3 separate regions of the Homo sapiens genome follow, and regions 2 and 3 are each linked to region 1. The links are chromatin contacts, found by Hi-C in ENCODE. All regions are on one chromosome and are shown on one strand. The core of a region is the stretch at or near the end of the contact, and the rest is flanking DNA. Distances in the headings are between cores, read along the strand shown. Region 1 overlaps PTPN18 (protein tyrosine phosphatase non-receptor type 18). Region 2 has its middle 440 kb from the start of HS6ST1. Region 3 has its middle 49 kb from the start of LINC01087.

What was found. Hi-C counts contacts between places; a loop is a spot of excess contacts on that map. Pooled maps may share reads with other maps.
Region 2: a map with no recorded cell type shows a loop between it and region 1 (21-fold over the local background). The contact joins two enhancer-like sites. A Hi-C loop is called at or near these places in 3 of 37 single-sample maps with no recorded cell type and 2 of 50 pooled maps.
Region 3: a loop to region 1 is called in a map with no recorded cell type, with 5 times the contacts of the local background. The contact joins two enhancer-like sites. A Hi-C loop is called at or near these places in 2 of 37 single-sample maps with no recorded cell type and 2 of 50 pooled maps.

What each region holds. Positions count from the first base shown.
Region 1 is chr2:130,375,092-130,379,501 of GRCh38, forward strand. It overlaps PTPN18 (protein tyrosine phosphatase non-receptor type 18), which reads left to right. Exons shown (of 15, transcript NM_014369.4): 15 at 1-314. Among named protein-coding and RNA genes, the nearest start is that of PTPN18, 21 kb to the left of the region's middle. Within about 2 kb of position 1,985, at least 3 of the 41 ENCODE cell types and tissues checked have a DNase peak (open chromatin) inside an H3K27ac peak, as active enhancers do.
Region 2 is chr2:128,752,150-128,756,559 of GRCh38, forward strand. No RefSeq gene overlaps it. Among named protein-coding and RNA genes, the nearest start is that of HS6ST1, 440 kb to the left of the region's middle. RefSeq lists an enhancer at 2,441-2,640. Within about 2 kb of position 2,327, at least 7 of the 41 ENCODE cell types and tissues checked have a DNase peak (open chromatin) inside an H3K27ac peak, as active enhancers do.
Region 3 is chr2:131,585,662-131,590,071 of GRCh38, forward strand. No RefSeq gene overlaps it. Among named protein-coding and RNA genes, the nearest start is that of LINC01087, 49 kb to the right of the region's middle. RefSeq lists an enhancer at 2,647-2,796. Within about 2 kb of position 2,635, at least 2 of the 41 ENCODE cell types and tissues checked have a DNase peak (open chromatin) inside an H3K27ac peak, as active enhancers do.

The sequences.
Region 1 (4,410 bases), core at 735-3,234:
GTGCTGCCTCCCACTCTCCCAATGCCCCTGCCACTCCTGTGAGCCTGCTGCTGGTGAGGTCGGTGCTGACCTCTGTGTTGCTGGATAATGAGTCATCTATCTCTGGAGGAGAAGAAAGGCAGGTCCTCCACAGCCCTGATAAAATCTCCAAGTCTCCCAGTTTCGGGTCCCTCTCCTGGGATGCAGACCCACTGCCTGCCCAGCTGGTACGATCCACATGCCCTCTTCTTGGGAATAGGGGCATGGGAAAGTGACTAAAGATACTGTTCTGGCTGCTGTGTTCACTGTGAGTAATAAACTGTCCATTTCTCCGATTCAGAGGTCTGTTTTTCCTTTTTTTCTTCCCCAAAGATGGAGTCTTGCTCTGTCGCCCAGGCTGGAGTACAATGTCGCAATCTTGGCTCACTACAACCTCTGTCTCCGCCTCCCAGGTTCAAGCAATTCTTCTGCCTCAGCCTCTCAAGTAGCTGGGATTAAACGCGTGTACCACTATGCCCAGCTAATATTTGTATTTTTAGTAGAGATGGGGTTTCACCACGTTGGCAAGGCTGGTCTCGAACTCCTGACCTCGTGATCTACCTGCCCCTGCCTCACGAAGTGCTGGGATTACTGGCGTGAGTCACTGCTCCCGGCCTTGGTCTGGTGTTTTATACACATGTGCATGTGATGTGGAGCTGTGCAGGCCACCTTGTCAGCATGCGAGGAGGGTCCAGTCTCTGCGCCTTCTTGGTTTCTGACTTCACACCCAGTAGCCTCACTCCTGGCCCAGCATGGCAAGCACAGTTTCCACTCAGGCATTTGCCCTGGTTATTCTCTCTGCCTTGGATACTTTTCTCCTAGATTCTGCCTCTAATATATTTGAACATTTACCTCTTAATATTGTTTCCTGTCTCTCCTGATCAGAATGTAAGCTGCGTGAGGGCAGGAGTTTTTGTTTGGTTTACAGCTACTGTCCCAGCTCCGAGAACAGTGCTGACACTTAGGAAGTGTGCAGGCTGATTTATCTCACACCATTTACTCCGGGTTTCCTCACTTCTAGTAAAGTATGACACCTTGTCTCAAATATTCTTTTCCTCTTTCCAGACCCATGTCTTTGCTCATGTAGATCACTACTTCAGGCTGACATAAAAACCGTTCTCTTGTTAAGAAAGCTCAGCAATGGGAGAGGCAATCCTCCACCCGTCTCTTGCTCTCCTACAGGTCTTTCCTGGAGGTAGTGGGTTGAATGGTGGCCCCCAAAAAGATAGGTCCAAGTCCTAACTTCTAGAACCTGTGAATGCGACCTTATTTGGAAAAAGGGTCTTTGCAAATGTAATTAAAACACCTGGAGATGAAATCATCCTGTATTTAGGATGGGCCCTAAACCCAATGATGTCTTTATAAGAGAAAAGAGAGAGAGACGCAGAGACAAAGAGAAGAAGGTCATTGAGATGGAGGCAGAGATGGGGATGAAGTGTCTGCAAACCAAGGAATGCCAAAGATTGCCAGCAAACCACCAGGGGCCAGGAGAGAGGCCTGGCCGATTCTCCCTCACAGACAGTAGAGGGAACCACCCTGCTGACCCGTCAGTTTCAGGCTTTGGGACCTCAGAACTGTAAGAGAATAAACATGTTTTGAGCCACACGGTTTATAGTCATTTGTTATGGCAGCCACAGGAAACTCACACACTGGGTATCCAGGAATGCAAGGCCTGGCCGCTCCTGAACTGGGCATCTCAGAGCTGTGTTTGCAATAGGACACTGCAGCAGGTGATGTTTCCTTCTGGATATGCCCTGAGCTCAGGGCTCCTCTTCTGCAGTGCAGCCCACTGGGTGCACAGCATCTGTCTGGGCTCTCACAAACCCCCATGGGATGTGGGGGTCAATGGGACCGTTGCAGGCACCATACTCGTGTTGCTTTGTTTCTGACCCAGTAGGAACAGTGAAGGCTCAGCTGTCAGTTTCCAAGTAGGATCGGATCTGATGATGCCTCCTTTTCACAGGAGTTAGTTACTTCTCCTTTTCTGCTTTCAACATCCCCTGCCTTGACTTCTCTCCTTTGTATGGCATTTGTTTGTCTTAGACCGTGACGTCCTGAGAGAAAACTAGGCCCCATTTGTGGTTAGGTTGGTTTCCAATCTCAGGGGCAGAGAGCTGCTTTACATAATTGATGAAAACTTTGTTTCTGTTTCCTAACTCTCGATTCAGTGCTTTTTTCACATACTCCCAAGCTTACATGTCCTTGCTACCTTCAGAAACAAAACATGGTATTAAAAGTTGCTGCTGGATATTGGGCAGCTGATATCTGACCTCATGAAGCAGAAGGGGAGGGTGAGGAATTGCCACTTGCAATAGGGATCCCCTGAGCTTCCCTGATACTAACATGGTGGGGGGGGGGGCTTGATAAAAAACAAAGGGCAGGCTCAAGAGCTCAGGGCTGCTGCTGAGAGTCTAATGGCTTCTCAGCCCCTGGTAACCTTACCCTCCAGGCCCTACTCCCACCTCCTCTCCTGCCTCCCACCCGGTCAGTGCTCCACCAAACTTCACTGCCTTACTGGAGTGCTCCTCCCTACCCTCTCCTTCGGCCCAGTCTCCTTCATCCCGGGAGACCCAGCTCACATCTCACCTGCCCTGGGGATGTGGGGCCTTCTCCCTCTCCAGAATTTCTCTTCCCTCACACTGCTCCTCAGAGCACTTGGTGTCCACTTCATCACACCCCTGCCCTGGGCCGGCAGGATCCGGGGGCTACAGGCAGGTTCTATGGGTCAGGGATGGGTCTTGCTCCTCTTTGCCACCTAGGTGTTTGGAGCTTCCCCTGCACAGAGCAGTGCTCCGCAAATGCTTGTGGATTTCAGCTCAGTCAGTGTAATTGCTCAGTTGTGTACCAGAGAAATGGTCTTGTTGGAAAGAGCCTGCAGAATGCCAACTGCAGCCTCAGCGAAGGTGATAGAAAATATCACTAAGCAACGATGGCTTATCACTCTTTGTTCAATTATAGCTAAGTTCAGCCCAAACATAAGGTCAATATCTGAATAAACTATGCAGTAAGTGGGAATTGTTTCATTTATTTTATGGCATAGTTATTTTAGAATATACAAAATGGTCGAGGAGACATGAATCCTTAAGAGTGTATGAAAAAGACAAGTGTTTATAAAGCCATACCAGCATCCAATCAATGTCAGAAGCTTTAAGAGCTGAGAAATGTCCAAACATAAAGTGTACTTGAGAAGTGATTTCCATTGGATTCCATTGCTCTCAAACAGACCCTGGCTCTGCAGCCTTACTTTTGAGGATGACTTCTCCAACAGATCTGTCTGCCTGTCTGGGGACAGATGATTGATGAGGTCAGCAAGCTGAACGATGTCACCTCTCCAGCCCCAAGCCTTTTTCAGGTACCAGAAATGGGAATTTTTATATTATCTCATTTAACATGTCTTGGCGAGCAGGACCCCAGGTTTTTAAGTCTTTGGGTTCTCCCATAGGTTTAGCACTGAGTTGTTGATCAATAAACATTTTTTGAATTTAATAAGAAAAGAAAAGCTTGGTGGGAAAGAGCTCTAAAGTTGAACTTTCTCCACCCTGACCTTCAAACCAGTCAAAGAGCCCCACCAGGGTTTGGGATCAGTAGCTCTGCCACTGCCAGCCAATGTTTCAAATTTGCATTGTCATATGTACAGCAGATGCCTCTAAGCAGTCAGCATCCAGAATATCAACAATTACTTGCAATATTTTGGTGAGATAGCCGACTTCCCCAGAAATGTGCCTACTGTATACACACCATCCCCAGTGTTGACATTTGGAAAATGGGAGAATCTCATGATCTCCTTGAACCTGGGACAAATGTGTTTGGTCCCTTCCTCACTGAGGCTGAACAAAGTCCATTCCAACCCTGCAATACAGAAATGTGGCCCAAGTTGCTGAGTGAGTGGGGAGGAAGTAGTCGCTGCATAGGCCGCTGGCAACTACTCATTCAGAGGCCTTTGTTCGTTTGATTTTGCTTAGACAAACCTGACCCCATAGGCACACTCAATTCATCAGCTCATGTGTCCCATGTGCCAGCAACAGAATAGTGTGCCTAAGATGTGTTCTCTAAGTGACTGAACTTTCCTGCTTTTCAGGCAGTCTAGTGATGGGTCAAGAGAGCCTAAGAGCTATTTGAATTGAGGAGGATTTTGATTACACTAGAATAATCAGACTTCAAGAAATTTACCATTAACACCAACTATGTGCAGCTCTCACCATTAGTGTCTGTCTTCCTACACAAGTTTATTGTTAAATTATATTTGTCTTTTTTTTTTTCCTGGAAAGGCAAGTTAGATGTCTAGGGGATTTTATGTCTGATAAATGCCTCTAGTTGGAGATGTATTACAAAGAAATTTAGACTCCCCAGGACTGAGTGGAGTAATTAGTGTATTTCTAGAATGGCTTCACC
Region 2 (4,410 bases), core at 1,077-3,576, 1.6 Mb before region 1:
CCCTAGTTTAAATGTTGCCCCGGGCCTACCCTTTCCCTGTTCATATTAGTGGGTTGGCATTTTTTTTTTCTAAATGTCTCATGGTTGCAGCCTACTTTTTGGTATGTTTATCTGGGTATTTTTTTTTTTTTTTTTTTTTTTTTTGGGATGGAGTCTCAATCTGTCACCCAGGCTGGAGTGCAATGGCATGATCTCGGCTCACTGCAACCTCTGCCTCCCGGGTTCAAGCGATTCTTTTGCCTCAGCCTCCCGGGTAGCTGGGACTACAGGCGTGCGGTGCCACGCCTGGCTAATTTTTGTATTTTTAATAAAGACGGGGTTTCACCATGTTGGCCAGGCTGGTCTCAAACTCCTGACCTCGTGATCCATCCACCTCGGCCTCCCAAAGTGCTGGGATTACAGGGTGAGCCACCGCACCTGGCCTTATGTGTGACTGTTATTTCTGAACCCAGCTGGCTGGGTTCTTGAGTAAGACTTTCTGGCCCTCTGAATTTTCCCTCAATGTCATTGCTATTGCCCTCCGTCACTGCTCCAGAGCGGTGGGAGACGAAAGCACTGAGCCCAGGTGATCCACCCCTGCCCAGTCATTTCTTGGCCTGGCTTGACTAGCTGAATGCTTGAAGCACTCTTTGCTTATCCTTCCTGTTCATTACGTTAACCAGGAAACTTCCCATGGCCGTGGTTCTGTATTAACATTTTCTGAACAGCGTGCTCCTTTTGGATTGCTTTCAGTTCCTGTGTCTTTGTTAATGAAAATAATCGTGTATTTGCAAAGACATCCTGTCGCCTTCTGTGGGGTTTCCATGTTAGGGACATGTGTGTGTCAGGTCACGGCTCCCCGGGTCTGTTCTGCATTTCTGTTGTCCTTTCTCTGACTGCTGTCCTCTCTGGGTCCTTTCTCAGGCATTCACCGCCGCCATCTCCATCTCAAGCCTGTCTGCCTCTGTGTCAGGAACTCACTGGACATTTTGTCCCCTGTTGTTTTTGTTAATCTACTAGTTCTGTTAGGAATGTTGCTTTAGCACTCGATGTTTCTAAAGGTTCTCTTTTAAAGCTGTTCTCTCAATTTTAGTCTCATTCACGTTTCTATCCAGCCTTCCTCTGGAGTGAGGGACTCACAGAGTCACACTCTTCTCCAGGCCTTTGTGTGCCATGCGCCCCCCTCCTTTGCGTATTTTCCCTGGAATATGCGTGTCTCATCCCTGCGCAGTTGCTGTATCTCTCTCTCACCCTTAACTTCCCTTGCTCAAATATCATTGGGTGAATTTTCCTTGACAGCCTCCCTGCCCCGTTTGACATGATTGCCTTCCTCCGGGGCTCAGTTCCAGGCCTGCCTATTGTGTTTTATGCATCGGTGTTCTCCTTCCGTCTTGGAAGGAGTGGGAAGGAGAACATCCTCGGGATATCCAGTGGGAGGCCCTCAACCTGCTGGAGCCCAGATTTCTTCCTGTCTCTCCCAGAGCCAGAGGAAGCCAGCTGGGCTTCCTTCCTGTCTCTCAGGTTGATCTTTCTATTTTCCAGGGTGGCCCATTTACCTTGTAGTCACCACATTTGGGGGCATTGAGAGAATGCTTAGAACTTTTTTTTTTTTAACCTCCTTTGCCAGCTTGACCTCTGGTTGGTGGAGAAGAGTAAGCGCCATGCTGAGCTAGAATACTCTGATTTTTTTAACTTGGCCTCCTTGTCTGCAGCTCTAGGATGCAGTCCCTTTTCCCTTGCTTGGAGGCAGTTGGGAAGGTTTTTGCTGACTTTTGTCCTCATCTGTTGGAGAGAAGATTTGTGATCCAGCGTCACTCTCCTCGTATCATTATCCCATTTCATTTAACATCAAAGCCCTCACTAGTCAGAACTGGGCCGCACGCGTGTATATTTAGAAGTGCCTGACATCCTTCCAGGGCTGCATTCTCCTGCATTATCATATCAATTGGAGCCCTGCTCCTGTGCAGGTGAGGTGGGGCTGGGGGTTATCTTGCAAGATCAGAGACATAAGAACTTTATTTTGTGCTATATATAAAATCTCAGTTAGGAAATTAAATTCTGCACGGGGGAAAGATGTCAAGGTTGCTTTGATCACATGGAAAAGCAGCAGAGGCGCAGCAAGAGAGAGATAACCAAAGGAGGAAGCTTGCAGGCGCCTCCTCCCAGGCCAGCTGCAGGATGTGGGCAGGAGAGTCTGGGCTCTCAGTCCCGGTGGAGACAGGCCCTGTGTGCAGTGAGTGCTGCAGGAGATGGTCTGCTTACAAGCATGTGCTTCCTGTCATCAGTGCAAGCTGTTAAGTGTGAGAAAAAATGACCGGCAGTGAAGCAGAAACTCACTAAAAGTATTAATAGCCGGTGGCTGTCACCACTTGCTTGCTGTCCTTTACACCAACACTCCCCTAGCCCTCTCCCAAATGCCCAGGCTCATTTACTCCACTATGCAGGACCCCACAGGATGCTGCGGTGTGTTCCGCTTCTCCTCTGGTCTGAACTGTACCTGCACACAGGGCAAGTCCCAAGGGAACCAGAAGCCACCTGGAACAGGAAGCAAATAATAGCACCATCACCACCACCAGGATAGCTGACATCAATTACTGATTGTCTACTAGGAGTCAAGAACTGTGTTATTGTTTTACAGACATTATTTCCTATAAGTTGATCTCATAGTACAGATACAGAAATGGAAGAAAAAAAGATGTTAGGCTATGTATACACATCATATGGCTAGAAAATGCCAGAGAACTTTTTCCTAAGTTTGTTTCTGAAATGCAACATATATTAACTTTTTCCATCTCTTCACCTGACCCCCAAAGATAAAAAGACCTAGAAATCAATCCCACAGTCAGTCTGGGTGGAGTCCGTTTCCCTGTGACGGGAAAGCATATTAACGGGAAAGCATATTAAAGCTGAGGTCCTGCAATTCAACCCACATCCCTGACCCTCGGCCCTGGAGACTCTGGGGGGCAGTGAGCTGTGCACCCCAAAGAGACAGAGCTCCGGAGGCCGAGGCGGGCGGATCACGAGGTCAAGAGATCGAGACCATCCTGGCTAACACGGTGAAACCCCGTGTCTACTAAAAAATACAAAAAAAATTAGCCGGGCGTGGTGGCGGGCGCCTGTAATCCCAGCTACTGAGGAGGCTGAGGCAGGAGAATGGCGGGAACCCGGGAGGCGGAGCTTGCAGTGAGCCGAGATTGCTCCACTGCACTCCAGCCTGGGCGACAGAGAGAGACTCCGTCTCAAAAAAAAAAAAAAAAAGGAGACAGAGCTCCTCTGCTTCCAGCAAACCTCCCTTTTTCTCTCCAAAAATACACATGCATGCCTTTTTTCCTGCTTCCACTGCTGACTTAGTCATTTATTCATTCGGTCAATATTAACCGAGAGTCAAAAAGTCCCAGCCGCGCTCAGGATGCAGCAGAGAGAAAAGCGAAGACCCCTGCCCTCATGGAGCACGCCCTCTAGTGGGGAGAGACGGAAAACAACAAAGATAAATAAGGAGTATTCCAGGATTTATCATGGTTAAGTCTCAAGCAGAAAAATCAAGCAGGAAAATGGAAAAAGAGACTTCACATTGGCCTCTTGTCTGTCCTCACCCGGCAGCTTTCCCAGTGTCGAGGACCCCTCTGAAAACTTTTTTTCGGAACTGGCTGTTTAGGTTTCATATATACCCTGCTAGTGCCAGAAGATTTTAACCATCTCCGGGGCTGTGCCTTGTGTCGATTATGCATGACCATGGATAATCCAACAGCTCTGTGCCCCGGTAGGAGCTCCCTGGAAGAGTGTTGGCTGATGGTGTGACAGCAACTGTAACTCTGCATAAAAGTTGCAGGGGCTCCTTGCCTACGGAGGACGCATGGATGCCCCATCCTGTGGGCTGTGGGGAGAGAAGAGCAGGGACAGGAGAACTAGCATGTCCCACGGGACCACCTGCCAGGCAGTGGCGGTGGACGTGTTTTCTGAGACAAGCCTCACTCCCGTGGTTAAATAGGGGCTATCTACATTTTCAGAAACTCATAGACGTGAGGAGGTGCACCTGCCCGAGGTTCTAAAACTATGGAGCTGAAGACCTGAGATCCAAAGTCCAGCCTGCCTGATGTCATTCTTTGAGGCTCGAAAACAAAGTGAGTCATCTCTGAAATCAAATTACTTGAATTTGAGCAAATCTTATATATTAAAACTTGTGGCAATCACTGCATGATTTATTATAGGACTAGTAAATGAACCACAGCAACACCAAAAATAGAGATGAAAAAAGGGGCAAAAGAGTCATGCAGAAGATGGTTGGATACATTGAGATCTGGCATTGAGCTCCAATTATGCTGAACTGACAGCTGGGAGGTGTCCAGGCTGTCAGATGTGTTCTCTCCCACTCTCTAGTGTACAGCTGGGGCCCATGTGTGACACTTAGCAGGAGGCCCTTTTTCCAGTCCC
Region 3 (4,410 bases), core at 1,385-3,884, 1.2 Mb after region 1:
CAGCCGCCCCTGTGCACACCCATGCTTGGATTCTGGCACACATGGCACCCACAGGAGGCAGTTCCCCCTTCAGGAGACTGGTTGGCAGGACCCTGTCTCCACACGCAAAGACAGCAGGCAGAACCCACACGTCCTCTAGTTTTCCCAGTGTCACTCGCCCATGGGGGTTCACGATGAGACCCCACGGGTCCAACCTGCAGGCAGAGTTGCCACCCCAGCCTGAGGCAAAGTGGACCTTTTTCTGCCAGAGGGGTCTGCTTTCCCATTGGCCAAAATGGCCTCAAATGACAGGGACAGAACAAGGCACAAGTGTACCCATTAGAGTGTCTGAGCCCGCCTGGTGTCTGCTTCCACACATCTCCTGGGAGGTCCCAGCAGGCACCCAGGCCTGGGCCACAGCTCACCCCACATTCAGAGGTGGGTAGCACAGCTGCCCTATGCAGGCCTCAGGGAGGAAAGGGAGAAAGAGATGACAAAAGCAAGACACAAGAAATGCAGCAAAAGCACACAAACACACACACTGACACTCATCTGGGGCAGGCCATCCTCTCACCCATGACCAGCAGTGCAGGCAGCTGAGAGTTGGGCAGGAGGTGGTGCCACCATCCCCTGAGTTAGGGCCTGGATCCAAGGAAGAACATAGAGTCCCTAGAGTCAAGCGCCACTGACCTCAAGACCTGCAGTTTGCAGGGAGGGGATGCTGTGAGAAGAACTGTTCTAGGTCACAGCGAAATATGTCTGACTTCAAGAAAATATTTGAAACCAAAGTACATTTATTGAAGACTCTCAATGATATAAAAAAGCACAGTTTAGAAAATGTGAAAGCAATCACTGAACATATTCATATATTTTCATCTAAATTTAGTTACAGAGTTTTTCTAAAACTGGGATCAGGCCAGGTATGGTGGCTCAGGCCTGTAATCCTAGCACTTTGGGAGCTTGAGGCAGGAGGATCGCTTGAGGCCAAGAGTGGAGACCAGCCTGGGCAACATGGTGAGACCCCTCATCTCTACCAAAAATACAGAACTTGGCCAGTCATGGTAGCACACTCCTGTAGTCCCAGCTACACAGAAGGCTGAGGTGGGAGAATTGCTTGAGCCTGGGAGGTTGAGGCTGCAGTTAGACAAGACTGCACCACTGCATTCCAGCCTGGGTGACAGCCTGTCTCAAAAAATAATAACAGTAATTCCCGATTTTAATAATTATTCTAGAGTTGTGTAAAAGAATACCCTTAGGAAATGCACACTTTGGGGTAATTATGTCTATAGTTTACACTGAAATCATTAAAAGAGGTATGTAAACAGACAAAGCAAATGGGACAAAATGGAGCAAATTTCTACAAATTTTAGAAATTGGTGAGTCTTGGTTAAGAGAAGGAGGAGGATTCTTGGTACTATTCTTGTGACTTTTGAAATTATATAAAAATTTTAAGTTCCTAAAAACTGGCTGTAGAACTATACGCTCAGAGTGAGCATTTATTTTGTAAAATAGTGATTAAGACCAAATCTTTAATCAGTTAAAAATCTGATCAAATAAAAGTAGTAATATATTACGGTATTTTTGACATCAAATCATTGTAAAGGGGCAATAACTTACAAGTTTGTCTCCAAGCACAGTACATTTTTATGGATTTTTAAAGAATTCACGTTCCCGTAATTCTTACCTTCCTCCACCTAAAGTGACACAGTTTACCAAATAATTTGGAGTAATGGTTAGATTGGGTTAAATTCTCAAGGCTTCCTCTTTAAAAATCATACATTTAATTCGGGTAGGGAATGACTTGGCTTCTTTGTTCCTGTGAAAGAAGTATATAAAAATGCCCCCTTAGTAACTATGCAGTCAGCTTACTATCTCAGCAAAGTCATTGTGAACTTCTTCCCTGTCTCAGGTTGGAAATAGGAACCAATTCAAGGTAGATTAAAGACTTAGGGCCGGGCGCAGTGGCTCATATCTGTAATCCCAACACTTTGGGAGGCCGAGGTGGGTGGATCACGAGGTCAAGAGATCAATACCATCCTGGCCAACATGGCCCGTCTCTACTAAAAATACAAAAATTAGCTGTGCATGGTGGTGGGTGCCTGTAGTCCCAGCTACTCGGGAGGCAGGAGAACCACTTGAACCCGGGCGGCGGAGGTTGCAGTGAGCTGAGATTGCGCCACTGCACTCCAATCTGGTGACAGAGCCAGACTCCGTCTCAAAAAAAGAAAAAAAGACTTAAATGTCAGACCTGAAACTATAAAACTACTAGAAAAACATAGAGAAAACTCTTCAGAACATCGGCTTAGGCAGATAATTTATGGATGAAATCTCAAAAGCACAGGCACCAAAAGCAAAAATAGTTGAGTGGGCTATAACTTCTGCACAGCAAAAGAATCAACACAGTGAAGAGACAGCCCCTGGAGTGGGAGAAAATATTTGCAAATTACTCACCTGACAGGGAACTAATGTGCAGAGTATAGAAGGAACTCAGACTCCTCAAAAGTTAAAAAATCAATGCCATTAAAAATAGGCAAAGGACAGGAATAGAGACATACAAATGGCTAAGATGTATATGAGAAACTGCTCAACTTCATTGATCAGGGAAATGCAAATCAAAACCACAGTGGGATATTATCTCACCTCAGTTAGTATGGGTATTATTAAAAAGACAAAAAATAACAGATGCTGGTGAGAATGAAGAGAAAAGGAAACTCTGCTACACTGTCAGTAGGAATGCAAATCAGTACAAGCATGATGGAAACCAGTATAGAGAATTCGAAAAAAAGAAAAAATAGAACTACTCTATGGTCCAGCAATCTCACTGGGGGGGTATTTATCCAAAGGAAAGAGTTCAGTGTAACAAAGGGGAACTTGCATGCTCGTGTTTATCACAGCATTATTCACAATAGCAAAGACACAGGATCAATCCAAGTATTCATCAACAGATGAGTGGATAAGATGTGCTAAATAGACACAGTAAAATACTATTTGGCATAACAAATAAGGAAATCGTGTCATTTTCAGAAACATTTTCAGAGACAGAAGGACAAATACTACGGGTTCTCACTCACGTGAGAGCTAAAAAAACTTGATCCCATGGAAACAGAGAATACAATGGCAGTACCAGAGGCCAGGAAGACTGGGTATGTGGAAGGGAGAATGAAGAGAAGTTGGTTATTGGGTACAAACCTACATTTAGAAGAAATAGGCTGTAATGTTTGACAGCAGGCTGTGGTGGCTAAGTAATATTATTATGTGTAAATATTCAAAGTAACCAGAATACGCATTTTATGCATGTAACAAGTATTTGTATGTACCTTACAAAGAGGTAAAATATTATGTGTCAATAAGATGGAGAGGTTATGCCCAAGCCTCCAGAGAGGGGCTCCTTGGATCCGCACAGCACATCCTGCATACCTGCATCCACTGCTGCGCTATGCTCCTCGTATCTGAGCCTTCATGCTCTGGTCCCCGAGGCAGGTGGTGCTGACTCAGGTGGCCACACTGTGGACCTGGGTGTTGGTGGCCCAGAGGGTGGGTGCTAGAGGCTTCCTGCCCTTCTTGTTCCACTGGGACCAGACGGAGCCAGGCAGTGACAGGGTACCACCTTCTTGACCGGATCCTGGAACACAGGAGTGTCACCTGGCCCCTCGTCATCCCAACTTAGCACCCAAAGTACCCCCGGGCCGGGGCCATGGCTGGGCTGGAACTCAGGATGGTTAGGATGCAGCTCAAGCCTTGTGGCATCTCTGGGTTCTCTGTCCACTGAGGGTGCCCTGGGATGCAAAGCTGGTGGAAGAGGTTGGCATTTCCCCAGCCTATCCTCACTCATGCCAAGCACCCCAGACTGTCCTTCCTGGTCCATCGCCCTGGTCACATTCCCCAGGGCAGCTCAGGGCTTTGTTCAGGGATTTCCTGTAGTCAGGTGCCTGATAAGTGTTGAGACGTGCAAGGCCACGTGGGCAGATGGGGAGGTGCTCTTTGGTGAGCACCCCCAGCAGGGCAGTCCCCCACCCAGGTGTCTGCCTGCTCCTGCTTGTGTTTGACTGTTAACAGCGCTTCATGCCAGGGCCACCAGCTCCCATCCCTCCTGTCAGGAAGGACACAGACAGCAAGTGCCTGGGTGGTAAGGCATTTGCCAGGTAACACAGGTGGCAAGTGCCAGAGCTGGGATTTGAACCCGGATCATGGCACTCTGTGTGGGGCAATGGAAGGTTTGAGAACGCCCATGTAGGAAGGAAGGGCAGCCTGGCCCCACTGAGCCCAGCTGCTCCCTGTGACCCTGGAGGAAACTATTCAGCCCCCAGCTGGGGAGAGAGTCCAGGAGGCCAGGCTTCCCCTTGCTTCCTGGCTCAGGGGATCACAGAGGGACAAGGAAATTTAGTGTATGTGTCTTCTTTTTGTTTCATTCAAAGTTTAATTTAGTATCAA